Linked DNA regions of Homo sapiens: region 1 is linked to region 2. The links are chromatin loops, found by intact Hi-C in ENCODE. Cell type or tissue: heart left ventricle. All regions are shown on one strand. Links, peaks and the distances in the headings refer to the core of each region. The heading gives the core; the rest is flanking DNA. Region 1 holds the start of LOC124907868 (a long non-coding RNA gene). Region 2 overlaps BCL2L11 (BCL2 like 11).

Region 1 (9,117 bases), core at 479-8,478, 49 kb before region 2:
CCTCTGAGATCTGGGTTGAATGCCCTGGGGCCTGGGCTGGAGGGGGAGAAGTTAGTGAGCTGGAAGTCTGAACAGGTTTGCAAAGGGTAGGGCTGGCCTGGGGAGCCCATGACCCATGTACATTGGTGCAATGGTGATAACGAGGACGATAATTTTTAAAAAGAATACCACCTCCATACTTAAAAACATGGAGAAAATGCATTAGCCAAGATGACTGCAATAAGATCTCCTATCCCAAATGGTCTTCTCACTCCTCCCAAAAAGAGGTGGGGTTTATTGTCCATCCTTGAATCTGGGTGGACCTGCAACTATGGCAGAAGTGACATTCTGTGACTTCTGAAGCCAGGTTATGAAAGGCAATGCAGCTTCCTCCTGGTCTTATTGGGACACTCCCATTTGGAACCCAGACACCATGCTGTGGGGTAGCTCAGGCCACATGGAGAGACCATATAGAGGTGTTCCAGCCAACAGCACCAGCTGAGATCCCACCAACAGACAACGTCAACCACCATCCACCACCATCCCTGTCAGTCCAGAAGCCTTCAGGTGACTCCAGCCTAGCCTGACCGCATCTACAAAAAGGACCGTGAGTGGCCCTTCTGAGCTCAGTCAGCCACCAGAACTATGAGAGCTAATAAAAAAGGATTGGTGCTATGGTTTAAGCTACTAAGTTGTAGATGGCTCATTATACATCAATAGATCACTAGAAGAGGAAAAATCCATTTTATTTGGGGCTTAGGCGAAAGTGAAGTGCCTGGGCCAGGTAACAATTAATTTCCTCACTTTCGGTACTATAACAATTTCTAGAAGCTCAGTAACTATTTCTAACATTTTAAATTTATTTTTGTTGGATTTGGAAGAAAAGTAAATGCATTTTTTTTTTTTTGCAAGGAGAGAGGATGTAGGTTTGGTCTTGTCTAAGCTCATGCAGACATACCTCACAGATAACATCTTGGTTCTTTTTGGCAAAGATGGAATAGCCCAGGCGTTGAAGATGGTATGTGCATGGGTGAGTGAGTGTGTGAGTGAGTATGTGTGTGTATGTTTTTACTTTTAGTGATCGGAATTTTCAAGGAAGGAGGAAGAAAGAATAAAATTTCAATCCCCTGCCCTCCTCCCCACTCACTCTGTATAATCTGCAGTTCCCATGGAGGCCCCAGGTTTTTGTGTGCAATTTGATGGTGTCCAGAGGCTGCCCTGGCTGCACACTCTGCCTCCCGGGCTGGGGGACCTGCTAGGGGCTTGGGCTCTGACTCTGCAGCCCCAGAGCCGCCCTGAAGCCCCCTCCCTTCCTCTGAGCAAAAGGCAAATCCTCGGCTCTGTCATCAAAGCCCATGTGGGCCGGTTTGGGCTGCACCCACAGGGCCTACTTTGTCCCTTTCTCAGTCTCTCCCTGTCATGAGCTTTCCTTTTTCTTCCTCTCTTCCTTTGTAGCTCTGTCTCTTCCTCTCTCATTTGGGAAGAAATTCTCAGATGATGTAAGTGCATCCCCAGAGGGACCAGGCATTGGTGTCTCGACCCAGTGCCCTTTTGCCTGCGGGCTTTTTAAATTAGGTTCTTAGCTGCCCTTTGCATTTGTCCTGCATGGCTAAGACAGAGAAGAGGCCAGGCACATTAGAAAGACTGGGCAATGGGTGACCACTGCATCCAATGTAAACGAGAATGACTGCCAATACGGGAGAAAGGAGGGTTTCAGTCTTGGTGGTTGGGGTCCCTTCCTGAGAAGCTCGTCCATCCTCATGAGGTTGAGTCAGCCCCTAAGGAGGAAAAGGCTCTGCCAGGCCAAGGGCAGGGCCTTCAAGGTGGCCTCCCCTCCCCTCAGAGGGCCGGCCTCCATCAGGATGAACATGGAGTCTCTACTGGAACATAGAGGGAGACCAGGCACCCTCACCAGTCAGGCACCTGACTGGGACATGTCATCATCACCAAGTGCTGGCCCTGCCTAGGCTGGCTCAGATGGGAGCAGGAGGGAGCTGTGCTCCCTTCTCTTGACAAGTCTTCAGCAGGATGGCCCTTAAGACCTGAAGGCCTGCATACCTCCCCTGACTCTGATCTGGACACCCAGGAAGGCCTGTGTTCCACGGAACTGCACAGTGGCCTGGGGAGCCAACCAGCTCTTGTTGAGACTTTGCCTTGAATCTAGTCATGGTCTTAATGCTACAGTTAAGAGAAGACCAGCCCTCGGCCCTGGCATCTTCCTTGTGACCATTGATTGACTTGCTGAATTAGCGTGCTCCCACTCGAACAGTGGCCAGGGGGAGCTAGCGATGCAGAGAGGGTGTGAGAGGGGGTGACAGAGGGGACTTGTAGGGGAAAGTTAGTGCTTATGGTTCTCTGGGCTCACAGAGTCTCACTGATAATCCACATTTTAAAGATGGGAAAACTGAAGCTCAGGGAGCAACTTGCTCAGTCACATGGCTGAGAAGGGACAGGATCGAACCTATGCCTGGCACCCCCAACCCATGCTCATCCCTCTACACCACACATACTTGACACATTGCAGGAGATTCGTAAACATGATCGAAAAATACGAATGGATGAATGAACGAATGGAAGAACAAAGCAACCAACCACATGTTCTTGAGCTGGGCCCTAATGGATGAGTAGGCTTTAAGCACGTGGAAAAGTCAAGGCAGCGCGTTCCAGGCTGGGCAGATGAGATGAAGCAGAGGGAACCATGCTAGGTTGGAGGGAAAAGGGCTGGCCAGAGCCTAGAGCCAGGAAAACACCTCAGGGCACGGGGAGCTGTGCTCCACAGAGTTTGCATCAACACGGCCCTGGGAAGTGTCTTCCTTCAGCACGTCTGCACGGGTGGCCTCCCAGGCTGGCGCTGCACAGTGTTCCCTGGAAATGGAACTGAACAGGTAAAGGAGTGCTCATGCTCACCTGGTACCTCTTCCCTACAAGCAAAGCTACTTATCCCCTATGGCTGGGCAGCCAGGGGAGGCTTGCACTTCTAGAAGAGGCTAAGAATGGAGTAACTAGCAAAGAGTTTGGAGTCATGATCATCATCATCATGGCCATCTTTATCCGCGCCACCCCCTCTTACATCATCACTGTCAACATTCCACAGTAAAGCTTAGTGGCTGGGCGTGGGGCCTGGACGTCTTGCTGGGCTTCTAACCTAGCTCTGTCACTCACTGACTGTATGAGCTTGGGCACATTTTAAATGCCTAATCCCCACTTTCCTCATATCTAAAATGGGGTAATTCAAAAAGATGATACATAGAAAGTTCTCAGTATCTTGTCTGGCACACGGCATCAGTGTAATATAGCCATTGTTCTTACTGCTATTGTTTTCCTCATTAATGAGCCTTTTAAGTGAGCTTTGGGTTATTACCATAGAATCCGATTTACTTTTCACATGAGGAAAGGGAAGCTCTATGAGTCTCCCCCACCCGCACTGTGCCTGCCTCTCTCGCTCTTCCCCAGGGGCAGAGCCCAGAGCCTCTCCCTTCCTGCAAGCTCAGCTGGGACTCACTCCAACAGACTGCCACTTTATGGTTTGTTTGTTTGCTCCTAAAGACATAAAACCCAAGCTTATCAAACAAAAGTCACACTTAGCCCTGCAGTCTTGAGAGGTAAATTCCACTATTATCTCTGCACTTCAGCCCCCACACAGAACACTTAGTTCCCCAGGGAGCGGGTGACACGCTTCAAGGTCGACCTTTGGCACCCACTCACCCCTTCGGCCATGTGCCCGGTCACGAGGCAGGTGGCATAGGAGAGTCAGCTAGGGAGGTGCCCAGAGACACTGCCCACCAGCCAAGTGCCTCGGGTCAGTTGTTAAACCTTAGAGTCCTCCTCTGTGAAATCCCCTGAACAGTGGAGCTTCCACCAGCTAATTTGTGACAATAATTAATCCAATGATCTGAGAGAGCATTGAACTCAGTGCTTGGCCTTTGAGAAGTGCTCAGCGTTCACACATTACAGCCAACAGAAGGGAGTTGCTTTGTGTTCTCCGGGTCAGGCAGAAGATTGTTCAACCTGAACAGTCGAGCCAGGGACAGTTCTAGAGAGACCTAGAAGATGGGGGTGAAGGTGGAGGGGGTTGAATACTAACAGAAAAAGAAAAGGGGTTTGAGACTCGAAACTAAAGATCAAGGAGAGGTCAGCTCCCATAAATTTTATACAAAGCCCTGCCAGCGTTTTGATAGCTTCAGCCAACATTCTCAAAAATTCTCAACTACCTCTTGCATCATAGCCTCTCTTAGAGGAAAGGAAGTCTTTGCCAGGCTTGGAGGTGGTCCTAGTTCACTTGGCATCTTTGCCCAAGCTACAGGCTAAGTACTGCAGTGAAGAGAAAGCATAACAAGTAACACAGCCTCCAACTTTTTGGAACTTCAATGTGGTATGGTAGCCACAAGGCTTATCCACCAATGTTTCCATTGCTGCTTCTTCTGACCACATCATAGGATTGCACTCACTGCTTCCCACCTCTCCTCACTTTTCAGGTTAGGCATGGCCATGTGATTGCTCTAGCCTGTAAAACATGAGCAGAAGAGGCATGAAGCACTTGGTGAGTGCTTCTAAGAGCTGATGCAGAATTTCCCACATTCCCTTCTTCCTGCCCTGATGCCTGGCAATGCTCCAGATGGCAGAGGCTCTGTCAGCCAATATCTTTGAAAGAGGATGATGGGGAGAAGAGACTCCCACCAAACCAGGGTCAGCTTGTGGTACGAGGCTTTGCCCCTTGCCCTGATCATGCCCATCACTTGGCCACTGAGAGCTGGGTTGGTTTGTTCCTGCAGTGCAACCTAACTCACCCTAAGAAGCCAGCAAGGCAATGCCAGTGCAGAGGAGAAAAGCAGAATCCTGAGACACAAGATGATAAGGAGCGGAGGGTCTGCAGAAGGGCTGGGTAAGAGCTCCTGGAGGAGGGCTGGGGCTGGGCCTTGAAGCCAGCAGGATTTGGAGGGTGGTAAGGAATGGAGATAGCCAGAGGTGGGGAGTGAGTGGAAGGCACAGGTGCCTCAAAAGACTTCTGAATGCCTGAAAAGAAGGTGCCAGCCGAGGAGCTGATATCAGTTTTCTTCTTCCATAGTCTAGATGCATGTGAGGAGCAAGTTCAAGTCAGACTCAATGTCATTTCACCATGATTGGGGCAGAGTGGCACCGGGCCTGGTGGGATCAGAAGGCAGGACACGGCGGACAGCTGGATTGCCCCTTTCTAAATCCAGCTTTCTTCATCCAGGAAGCCTTCTCTGACCCTCCCACCCATAGGGCCCTCTCCTACCCTGAACTCCTCCAGAATTCTGTCTGCTGAAAGAAGGCATGTGGAGTGTGAGAAGACAGCAGGGCTCTGAAGTCAGACCGATGTGGTTTAAATATTGGTTTCTTGTGTTCAATCATCTGACCATTAATTCAACATCTGTAGCATGCCAGGCACTGTTCTACATCCTGGAAATGTGTTCATGTTCAAGAGCTGGGTGTTCTTGGATCCTGTATGCAAATGAGGGAGAGAGAGACAGTCAATAACAACAATAACAAAGCCAAACATGCAAAAAGAAAAAAAGTTGTGATGTTGGAAATTAAGAAAATAACCAAGGGGCTGAGATAAAGAATACCAAAAGGACCTACTTTAGATGAGGTTAATGAATGACTTCCTCTTTGAATGGGCAGCATTTAAAATTGCAATGTACAAGGAGGAAGAATAGTTACTATATAAATAAAACAGAGGAGCATTCTTGGCAAGAGAAAAACGACAGGTACAAGACCGTTAAGTGGGAAAGGTAGGAAAGGGCTTGGGTGGGGCAAGGTTGGAACTGAAGGAAGAGGAGTGTCTCTGGAGAGTACCCTGAGGTAAGGGTGGAGGGTAGAGCTGTGCTTTCCAGGCTATTTTAGGAGATAGATTCAAGGTGCATTTTATAGCACAAACCAGCAAGACTTACTGATGGTTTAGGTAAAGGGAGAAGAGGACCCATTCAAGAAGAGAGAGTCAAGTCACCTGGGGTGGGGATACCGTGCCCTTTACAGGAATGGCAAAGGTGGAGTTGGGAGGATGGAAAGTCTGCTCTGAATGTGCTAGTTTGGAGATATCTGAGATCTCCAAGTGGAAATGTCAGCAGGCAATAGAATCTGCAAGTCAGAAGGAAGCTCAAAGAAGTCCAGGTTGGGGATATAGATTTAGAATGATCGGCATAAGAATAGTATTTAAATCCATGGAATTTCACGAACTCACCTGTGAAGTGAAGAAAGAGGACCCAAGAGGGCCTAAGGGAGACCAAGGAGGAGTCAGAAAAAGGAGGAGGACCTGCAAAGGAGGACCAGCCAGTGAAGAACGAGGAGAGCCTGGAGAGCAGAATGTGGTAGAAACAGAGAGGCAAGAGTTTGCAGAAAAAGGGGTCAATATTGTCACAGGACTAAGATGAAGTCCAAGAGTGGGGCTGGGCCTGGCCAGTTGGAGTCATTGGTGACCTTGACCAAGCAGTCTCAGTACTGGGGAGCAGAGCTAGCCTTCAGTGGGTCCAGGAGTGCATGGGAGTTAAGAGATGGAGACTGCAAACAAATTATATTCTTTGGAGAAATCTGACTCTAAAAGAAAATAGAGGGATTGGGAAGTAGTTGTCAACGGGAGGGGCTGGAGATAGATGAACTGCAGGTGGGAGGAGCATGTCTGGGTGCTGATTGGACTTGCCTAGAAAAACCAAGAGACTAGTGAGAGAGCCAGAGAGGGACAATGAGAGCAATAAGTTCCCAAGGAGCTGGAGAGGATGAATTCAGAGCACAGGTGGAGGGACTTTCTCCATCAGCACAGGAAGAAGCAGAAGAGAGAAGCAGCCAGGATGGGTCCTAGTCTGGTATTGGGAAGATGAGAGTTGAGTGAAGTAATGAAGGGGAAGGGTCCCTTGGAACCAGAGGGAGAGAGCAGGGTGGAAGGGAAGGTGAGAGGAAAAAGAGAAGTAAAATTGTCATCTGGGAGTGGGCAGTGGCCTACTAGAGAGAGTGGTGGGGTTGCCTGGCAGTCTTGAGGGCAAGTGCATGGGCCAAGATCATGAATTTAGAGCAAAATCAGCCAGCCCTATTGTGTGATTATCTCCAAGAACAGGCAACTGCTCTGGAGCAGGCGTGGAGACAGCGGATGGGAGGTTTCATTCAGGGTTGGGACTTTGCCAAGGGGCTGTGACAAAGGATAGAAAGGCAGAGTTGCTGAGAAAATTCACACTGGAATAATGATGAGGAACCATGTAGCAGAGGCTGGACAAAGAAGGAAGGAAGAGGAGCTGGGAAGGAGGCTCAAGAGGGAGGAGGGGGAGTCACTGCATTGAAATTCTCAAGGAAGCCAAGAAACTGAGGCAGTGGAGAATCTTGACCTGCAGGGCTGGGAGGATTGGGAGAGGTGTTTGGAATCCAGATTTGAGGATGGGATGGTACAGGTGTGACTGCAGGAATGGGCACCTGAGGAGCCCAGGAGGGAGTGGCCTCTATGGTGCTGCATGGTCTGTCTGACTGGATGTGAATGCTACCAGGGATGATGATGACATCAGGAGGTGGAGGTGAAGACTCTGACCAGGAGGTGACAATGCTGCCTTTGACCAGCTCTATGAGCCAGGCAAGTCACCCTGTGGCCACAGCAGGCTCTGGAGCACCCCTGCCCAGGTTCTGCCACTTTCTAGATGTGTGACTATGGAGGCTTACTTCCCCTCTCTGCACTTTGATATCTTTACTTGTAAAAATGGGGGAATAATTTACACATGCCTCTTAAAGTTGTTTGAAGACTAATGGAAATAATTCAGGCAAAGCACCCAAAACAGTGCCATAAGTGTTAAATGTCTCCTTTTGTAGTGAGTTAAACTGTGGCACCCTGAAAGACTGCCCCACATCCAACACCCTGAACCTATAAATGTGACATTTTGGGGGTTAAGGATTTTTTTTTTTTTCATATAGAGTCTCACTTTGTCCCCCAGGCTAGAGTCTAGTGGTGCGATCTTAGCTCATTGCAACCTCCACCTCCTGGGTTGAAGTGATTCCTGTGCTTCAGCCTCCTGAGTAGCTGGGATTACAGTCATGCACCATCACACTCAGCGAATTTTTGTCGTTTTAGTAGAGATGGGGTTTCACCATGTTGGCCAGGCTGGTCTCGAACTTCTGACCTCAAGTGATCCACCCACCTCGGCCTCCCCAAGTGCTGGGTTAAGGATCTTAAGGTGACATCATCTTGGATTGTCTTAGTGGGCTTAAATTCAATGACAAGTGTCCTTGTAAGAAACAGGAGAGGACACAGAAACAAAATGACCCCATACACACTCGTGCAAACACACGCCACAGGAGAGAATGCCATGGGAGAATGGAGGAAGAGATTGGAGTGATGCAGCCACAAGCCAAGGAATTCCTGGACCCACCAGAAGCTGGAAGTGGCAAAGAAGGACTTGCCACAAAGCAGCCTTTGGAGTGAGTATGGCCTGCCAACACCTTGACTGTGAATTTCAAGTCTCTAAAACTGTGAGCAAATAAATTTTTGTCGTCTTAAGCCACTAAATTTGTGATAACTTGTGATGGCAGCTCTAGTAAACTGAAATAGCCCTCATGTGCCTGGGCCTCAATAATCTTCACCTTTGGAGACTGACATGAGCACTAAGGAACAAGCTGCGTGAAAACTGCATGTACAAGAAGGTGACTAATAAATATCATCAGGCATCCCTCCCAACCTCCAACACACGGGCATAAGTACACACAGACCTTCACACACATGTGCATTCTTTTGGCCTAAATGTTGCTTTGGGTGCTGGCTACTATTGTCTTACGTGTACCTCTTGCTCAGCAGAGTTGGGATGCAGTCAGACACTGCCACCAGCCATCAGAGATATGCGGATGGCACAAATACATGGGTGTATATGAAATGTGAGAGGGCAAGTGTCCAGAGTGGCCACCAACATCAGACATAATAATGTCAGAGAATTGGGCGGCATGTCTTCAGACCTCCTGTGGTCTCTTGTGGGACCAGGTGAGGGATAAGGTTCCCCTTCCTCTGCTGGCCACAGCCTCAGCTGGGCCCTTCACAGGTGCTGAAGAAGTCCAGCACAGAGGTGCGGGGGAGAGGCCAGCCCTCTTTGGAGCTCAGCAGTTCAGCGTCTTTGGACAGCTAGACTCAGTCATCAGAACTAAACTCACAGACAA
Region 2 (8,000 bases), core at 1-8,000:
AGCTTCAAAACCATCTCACTCCTAAGAAAGGGAAGTCCAAACTAAACCAAGCATTATGTACTGTGCAGAGGGCAGTCTGCCAGTACCAAAGACCCAAGTTCAACCCGGGGCTCCAACACTAAGCACAGCCCAGACTCATGTCCAAATCCCCAAGTTCGGTTTCCTCACTCTGAAAGCAATGTCAAGTCCCCACTGCAAGGTTTACAGACACAGCACTTGCAGTCAACTGGCTGGCAGTGACTGTGAGCGCAAGATGTGTGACTGAAAGGGAGACATGCTCCATGGGAAGCCCTCACTGCTGCCTCGTGGTCCACACAGAAAGGCAGAACAGGAGGAGAGCTGCGTGCCAGCAGCCCTGTCTCAGGGCTATTTCTTGCCACACCTGTCTTGGCAACTCTACTCACGAATCATGTGGATCTGGTCCAAGGCAGAGAAGAGAAAATACAAAGCACATTTTGGTTTCCCAGAGGACACTGGGGAGACAAATTCATTCTAAGCAAATACTTAAAACCACGAAGGCCTGGCCTCTTACAAACGGGTTAAACCGGGTACATGTTGTTTATACTGACGGTTTACTTCCGCTACCTCATAGTGTGTGAAAAAAGGTTACCAAGAAGAAGGATCCATAACTCACTCACTTAGAAATATCAAAATTTTGATTATCAATGGCCAACAGTCTGTCTAAATTGTCTTCTCACTAAAGGAGTTTAATTACCTCAGGGAAAAGAAGGAAAACGCAGTTGTAGAAGTCTTGATTTCATTCACACAATGAACACTCCTAATGTTAAATCCACGAGCAACCAATGTATCCCTTATTTTGGGAAAAAGTACGTAAGTTTGGATTGCAAGAAAAAGTACTTGAGTCTATGTCTCATGTCTCAAGACACATTTTGAATTATAGTCAAGTTTCTGCCAAATCAAATGGGCCGTCTCCAGCAGGTGTCCCCAACTCACCCCCAATTCAGACAGCGCTGGGGTGGGGCAGGTTTCCAGATGTCTCTCCATGATTTACCCAAGAAGCTGAGGTTCTTCTCAGGTGATGTTTGGTTCACTGGCAGGTTAGGGGTGATTCAGACCTCCTCTTCCCACGCCCCCCTCCAGGCCACTTTCTAGAAAAGATGTTCTTTTTTGCTTGCTTGTTTGTTCTGGGACCCAGGGGATTAGAATTATAGTAGCATTTCCAGATGAATTCACTTCCCTAGGAGTTTCCTATACTCCTGGAACGACAGCTCCTTTCCACGGAAAGCAGTAGAGAGCACTTCATTACAGTCATGCTCACTAACCTGCCAGGGCTGAGGGCTCATTGAGGGGCAAGGAAAGATTCCTGTGCGAGTTTCTACCAGGGGCTTTCTGTCGATTTGCTTATGGAAAAACTCCCCATGACCCTCAGAGGTGAGCACTATGTCCTCACTTGATGGCTGAGGAAGCTGAAGCTCAGACAGACTCACTGCTCCGCCCAGGTTCCATGGAGGGCAGGCAGGACCCGACCCAAAACCTGCTCCAGACCCAAGAGCAGCCTGTGGGGGAGACAGCTACCAAGAGCAACCTGCCAACACCAAATCCATCCATGATCCTGTCCGATGGAGATGTTCCCTGAGAGATTACTCACTTTGCAAAAAATAAAAAGGCAGACCCCAAAAGAGTAAATTAGGGGGCTAATGTTCACCCCGAGTACTTTCGGTGATGGTCCTGATGGGACCAAAGCTTGATCAGCCTGGACAAAATCTTCAACAATGCAAAAGACACAACGGTTAACACTGAATCACACAAACAAGGTATGCATGCCCAGTGACAGGCTGCTGGGAATGCCAAAAACAAAGATTAAAATTATAAAGAGCAAAAGTTTTAGTAAGTATTATCTATTAAATCTGTTCTGATTATAAACATAATACTAGTTATGACAATTGTGTACATACACAAAGGCACACAGAAAAGACCACCTGTGGCCAGGAGCAGTGGCTCAACGCCTGTAATCTCAGCACTTTGGGAGGCCGAGGTAGGCGGATCACTTCAGGTCAGGAGTTCGAGACCAGCCTGGCCAACATAGTGAAACCCTGTCTCTACTAAAAATACAAAAATTAGCCAGGCGTCGTGGTGGGTGCCTGTAATCCCAGCTACTCAGAAGGCTGAGGCAGGACAATCACTTGAACCTGGGAGGTGGAGGGTGCAGTGAGCTGAGATCATGGCACTGCATTCCAGCCTGGGTGACAGTAAGATTCTATCTCAAAAAAAAAAAAAAAAGAAAGAAAGAAAGAAAGAAAAAAGGGAGAAAAGCCCACCTGTAACGAAAATACAACAATACCCACTACTGACAGTTTAATGTATTCTTATATTTTTGATATGCCAATGAACTTCTTTAATATTAAACTAGACTATCATAAATAATCTTGCAGCTTTTTAAAACTTAACATCAGGCCAACAGGCATTTCCCCTATGCCATTATTCTTTTTAACACCATGAAGACAGCACCAGTCTGCCAAAAAAAGGGCAGAATAATGTAGATTCTCCCCTCCCATTAGAGGACCAAGGACAGTCGTTTGGCTGTATAAACAATGCTGTGATGAACCCCCTTGCATATATGTTTCTGCTAGCATTTCCTGAAAAAAAAAAAAAAAAAAAAGTGGGGAGGAATGTTACATCTTCTGCTCTATGCCTGCAGTGCAGGGTCTGAGATGTGGGTGGCACAGAGCTTACAGTCAGCACAGGACCAAGCCTGTGAGGTCTCCAAGGACAGGTGTGATGAGACTTGCAGAGAAGGAAAGCAGTCTGAGGTCAGATGCCCCAGCACAAGTCTCAGCCATTGACCGAGCAGGGACCAGAAGTGGATTAGGCTAGAAATGTCACCACATGAGGAATACACCAAGAGACTGAGGCTGGTCTAACAAAGAAGGAATGGAGACAACTTAATTCTGGTGCGGGAGGTGGAGATGGGCAGGGAGAGGTGGTGGTTCATAGCGAGTCCTGTGACAGGCAGGATGACCACAGACATGAGGTGTGTGGAGACTGGGCCAATGATCAGATTTAATGGTTTTAAAGTAAGTGAAGCAGCAAGGCATCAGAATGTACAGCATTCAACTGGCAATTAGGTGTGTATCTCTAAACCTACTACAAGTACTCTAAATATAAAACAAGTCTGAATCTTTAGTAAGAAGTCCCCCCTAAGGCATATAAAATCGGAATTGGGTTACCCAGCCATTTTCAGGAGTGATGTTCGAAAGCAGCACAGAGCACGCCCTATGGTCACACCATGAGAGTCACACACAGTGGAGTTACAGCAATAGATATTACGGTTATCATCTGAAAAAGGTGGCCTGGATCACAGCTAAATCTCTTTCCATCATTGTAAGTCTGTTATTCCACATGGAGAGTAAAAAGGAGTGAAGAAGTAACTTCTACAATTCAGAGTAGTCTTTGCAGCCAGAGCCAACTGATACTGCTATGGTATAAACGTTACATGCCCCCAAAACTCTCGCTGAAACCTGACCTTGAAAGTGATGGGTGTTAGGAGGTGGGGCCATTGGAATGGGATTAGTGCTCTCACAAAAGAGACCCCAGAGAAACCCTCACATTTTCTATCACTCGAGGACACAGCTCGAAGGTGCCGTCTAAGTGGCCCTCACCGCACACCAAACCTGCTTTTGTCTTGTACTTATCACCCTCCAGAATTGTGAGAAATAAACTTCTGTTGTTTGTAAGCCACCCAGTCTCAGGTATTCCATTAGAGCAGCTCAAAGGGACTAAGACAAATAGCCACCATAAACACCTAAAGGAAGCTGCAGATCTCTAGTTCCACTAAGGTGGAGGAGCCATCTCCCCAGGTCCTTCCTCTCCCAACTGAAAACCCGAGACAGAACCTCAGACAACCCTAGAGAGAACACAGCAAGCAGGCCCAGGAAAACTGAAGCGGGAAATAGGACAGGCTGCTGGGGACCTCAGGACTTGAGGGATGACGGACAGGGAGTATGCCGTTTTCCTCACTCCCATGTATCCTGGACAGCATGCTGCAGAAGAAACCTCCAACTGGGCCTTTCCAAGAGGCGTAGATAACAGCTCCATGGGAGGCCTGTTCTCCATCGCCAAGGGACTGAAAAGAGGGTGACCTAACAACAGAAAACCACTCCATGACTCCTGCCCTACTCTAGCCAAACAGCAACGGGAAAACCACAACGCCCCTGGCAGCAGCCCCACAGCACCGCGTGGCCAGAGTGGGGAGTTGATCTTCCAGCCCATCCCCAGCCCAGGGGAAGCAGGAGGTGCTCTGATTCCACCACCAGATGGTGTCAGCAGGCCGATCTCCCAGACCCTCCCTGGCAGAAGCAGGCAGAGGTGATCCGGCTGCCCTGCCAAAGCAGTGTTAGTAGGGCAGTTATCTAACATCCCCTCCCAGGGTTACATTAGTGGGGCTGAGCAGTGAGCAGTGAGCTAAGCCTCCACCTCTACTAAACAGCAACGGGTGGGTACAAGGTGGGGTTAGTTAGTTGACATGACATTACACACACCCACTGAACCAGACAGTGCAAAACAGGGTTCATGGGCCCATCGGCTCTCCCAGCCCCAGCCTTGGGTGTCTGGGCACCCAGTGGGTACTGAGTCTTCGCCCCATCTGGCTAATTAAAGAGAACAAAAGAGAACTCTCCCATCTAGCATCAAAGAGGGAGAATCAGGTAGTAGAAAGTGGGCCTGGTTGGCATGTTGTACCTGACCCCCCCACCCCTGGTGGGGTCAGCTTCCCTCAGAGGGAAGCTGAGTTCTGACCTCTACTCTGCAGAAACAAGGTATGAGGCAGCCCTCTATGGTCTCCCTGCTTCCTGGTGTCAGCAGTGGCTGAGGGAGCCAAGCTTACACATCTCCCCCAACAACTGGACACAATAAAGCAGTGTGCACTGGGGCCCCTCTTTTGTTTGGAAAGTACCAGCAAAGCCAAGGAGAAATCTGAACTTCCAACTTACCTAGTAGAAACAGGCAGAAATCTTAGAATTGAAAAATATAATTAAACATAATTTTAAAAACAATCAGTGAATATGAGGCAAAATCAATAGAATTTACTCAATCTGAAGAGAGAGAAAATCTACTGGAAAAAAATGAACAGTCTCAGGAACTTACAGGACTAACAAAAGCACTAACATTCTTATCATCAGAGTTCCAAAAGAGAGGAAGGGACTGGAAAAGTATTTAAAGACATAATGGCTGAAAACTTCCCAAACCTGGCATAAAACGTGAAACTCCAGATTCAAGATGCTGAGTGCACCCCAAAAAGGATAAACCCAAAGAACCCATGACAAGACACATCACAATTAAACTTCTTAATACTAAAAGACAATCTTGAAAGCAGCCACATAGGAATGACACATAACTTAGTTGAGAACACCAATTCAGATGACAAGGGATTTCTCATCTAAAACCATAGAGGCCCTAAGAAAGTGGCATGTTTTCCAAGTACTGAAAGAGATACATCAACTGCGAATTCTATCTTCCGTGAAGATATCCTTCTGGACTGAAGGGGAAATAAAGACATTCCCAGAAGGAGAACTCAGAGGAGTTGTTACTAACAGACCTATCATTAAAGAACTAAGGAAGTTCTCTAAACAGAAAGGAAATGACAAAAGAAGAAAGCTTAGAACTTCAGAAAGGAAAGAACATTGGAAGGGGAAAAATGGAAGCGACTATTGGTAGACTAACAGTACTTTCTTAAATCATATTTGATGGTTGAAGCAAAAATAACAATACCAACTCATTCAGTGCTCAATGTACATGGAGGAAATACTTCAGACAATTATATTGGAAAAATGGGGCTAACGGAGCCTAAAGAAAAGTAAGGTTTCTACTCTTCAGCTCCCATCATAAAATGCTGTGACCATTGATACCAGTAGACTTAGAATATATATTTCACACACATACTGTAATACCTGGAACAACCACTAAGAAAATGATACAGAGCAATATATTTTAAAACACCATAAACATATCAAAACGAAATCCTAGAAAATGTTCGTATAACCCACAGTAAGGTTAAAAAACAAAAAAAGAAACAAGGAACAGAGGAAACAAAAAACAAATAACAAAAAGGCATTTAGACTTACATATATTATCTTAAATGTAAATGGTCTAGACCATTTAAGAGACAGATTGGGCAGACTAGATAAAACAGGTTTATCTAAAGACATGCCATATATAAAAAACTTATCTCAAATACAACATATGCAGATGGAAAGTGAAAGGATGGAAAAAGATAATACTATGTTAACATTAATACATTAATGTTAAAAAAGCAGAAGTGCTATTAATACCAGATAAAGTACATTTTACAGCAATGATAGAAGATTGGATCCAACCTGAAGACATTTTAAATGTGTAAACTCCAAACAGCAGCACCTCAAAAGACATGAAGCAAACTCTAATAGAGCTGAAAGGAAACAGCTGGGGATTTCAGCACCACATTCTCAGCAACTGACAGAACAAGACAGTAAAATCAGCAAGGACAGAGAAGAACTGAACAACACAATCAACCAGTAAGATCTGAAAGATGTATATATAACGAACACTCTACCCAATAGCAGCAGAATACAGATGTTTTCAAGTACCCAAGCAGCATAGATCAGTCACCAAAAGAGACCATATCCTGAGCTACAGAACAAATTCTCGACACATTTGTAAACCGAAATAGAATAAAATATGCTCTCTGACCATAACAGAATCAGAAAGAAAACAGTAACAGAAAACACACTTAGGTATTTTTGGAAATAAAACACACTTCTAAATAACCTAGGGTCAAAGAGGAGGTCTCAAAGGAAATTTAAAAATATATAGACAGAACTCAATGAAAATGAAAACACAACATACCAAAACACGTGGGATGCAGCTAAGCAGTGGTGGAAAGGAAATTTCTAGCGCTGAATAAATGCGTACATTAGAAAAGCGAAAGGGGGTAAGACTCCACCATCTCTGCTCCTGAGACATGGCTGCTTGGTTTGTGGATGGCAGTTCCAAGGTGAATGCACAGCACGCTGTTTGGCAGGCTGCCATTCTAATTGAAGAAAATCCTTTTGCTTTTGAGTTATTTATAGCTTATGATTGAGTAAAGTATACTTTCATGAGCAAAATTTACCTTTCTGAGTTCTCCAAAATTTGGAAACTACTCATGAGTATTCTTATTTTATGGCAATATAGTTATTTGCATAAGTTCAGTTAAGAATCTGTTTTCTTTTGTTCAGTCACCAAAATAGACCATATCCTGAGCTACAAAACAAACCTTGACACATTTAAAAGAACTGAAATTGTATAGAGTATGTTCTATATGCAATTGGAGACATGGGTTATTTTACCAAGGCTTTGACTGAATAGCGTATTTTCAGATATGACCAGACTGCTTTAAAGAATAAAAAGCCCCTTGAAAAAAGACAGGCCTGGTACCTTGTCTACACAGTTCCCTTACAAGGTTCCTGATCTTCGATAAGCAAAGAATGTCATTTTCCGACAGGCCCAGGAACCTCAAGATACTTTGGGACCTCGAGGAGAATGGAATTCACCCGATCTGTAGGTATTACAGGCAATGTTTGCTGGCAAATTTTCAGCTTGGCTTTCAAGCCTGGAGGCTTCTAAAAGTCTAATCTGAGATTCCTTATGAAAAAATTCCAGCAAAGCCAACTTAAAAAGAGCCTATATGGCCAATCACTATTCTTGTTGCACTTTATGCAAATAATCAGGCTAAGTATAATGAGACTAAAATGTATTTTGCAAATAAATTGGTCCTTGGTAGGAATGGGGAAACTGGAGAAAAAAATGTGCTCCAAAGAAAACTACAATACCTGTTAACAGATTCTAGCCCTAACCATTATTTTTGAGTTTTTATTATTTGCCTACAACTCAAACTGCATCCTGAATTACTTCCTAGCTACAAGTCTCTAAAGAAGAACCGAGTTCTAATTTTCTTCATGTTCTTTTTCATTATAATCTTTGTGTGCATATTAACAGTATTTATCTCGTTTTACTTCTTCCCAGAA

What was found. A loop is a pair of places that touch in the nucleus more often than their neighbours do. Peaks named below come from ENCODE experiments on the same cell type or tissue, not always from the same donor. Only the 100,000 strongest peaks of a DNase experiment are listed, where the experiment ranks them.
Region 1: it touches region 2 in a loop (2.3-fold over the local background); 7 of 110 quality-filtered maps call a loop at or near these places.

What each region holds. Positions count from the first base shown.
Region 1 is chr2:111,180,277-111,189,393 of GRCh38, reverse strand. LOC124907868 (a long non-coding RNA gene) reads left to right here and starts at 4,469. Exons shown (of 2, transcript XR_007087189.1): 1 at 4,469-4,861; 2 at 5,045-8,474. In heart left ventricle, for the core only: no CTCF peak of the experiment used is centred there; a DNase peak (open chromatin) is centred at 3,687.
Region 2 is chr2:111,132,254-111,140,253 of GRCh38, reverse strand. The region is part of intron 2 of BCL2L11 (BCL2 like 11); the gene reads right to left. Among named protein-coding and RNA genes, the nearest start is that of BCL2L11, 15 kb to the right of the region's middle. In heart left ventricle, for the core only: a CTCF peak has its summit at 4,265 (motif pointing right); DNase peaks (open chromatin) are centred at 221 and 4,248.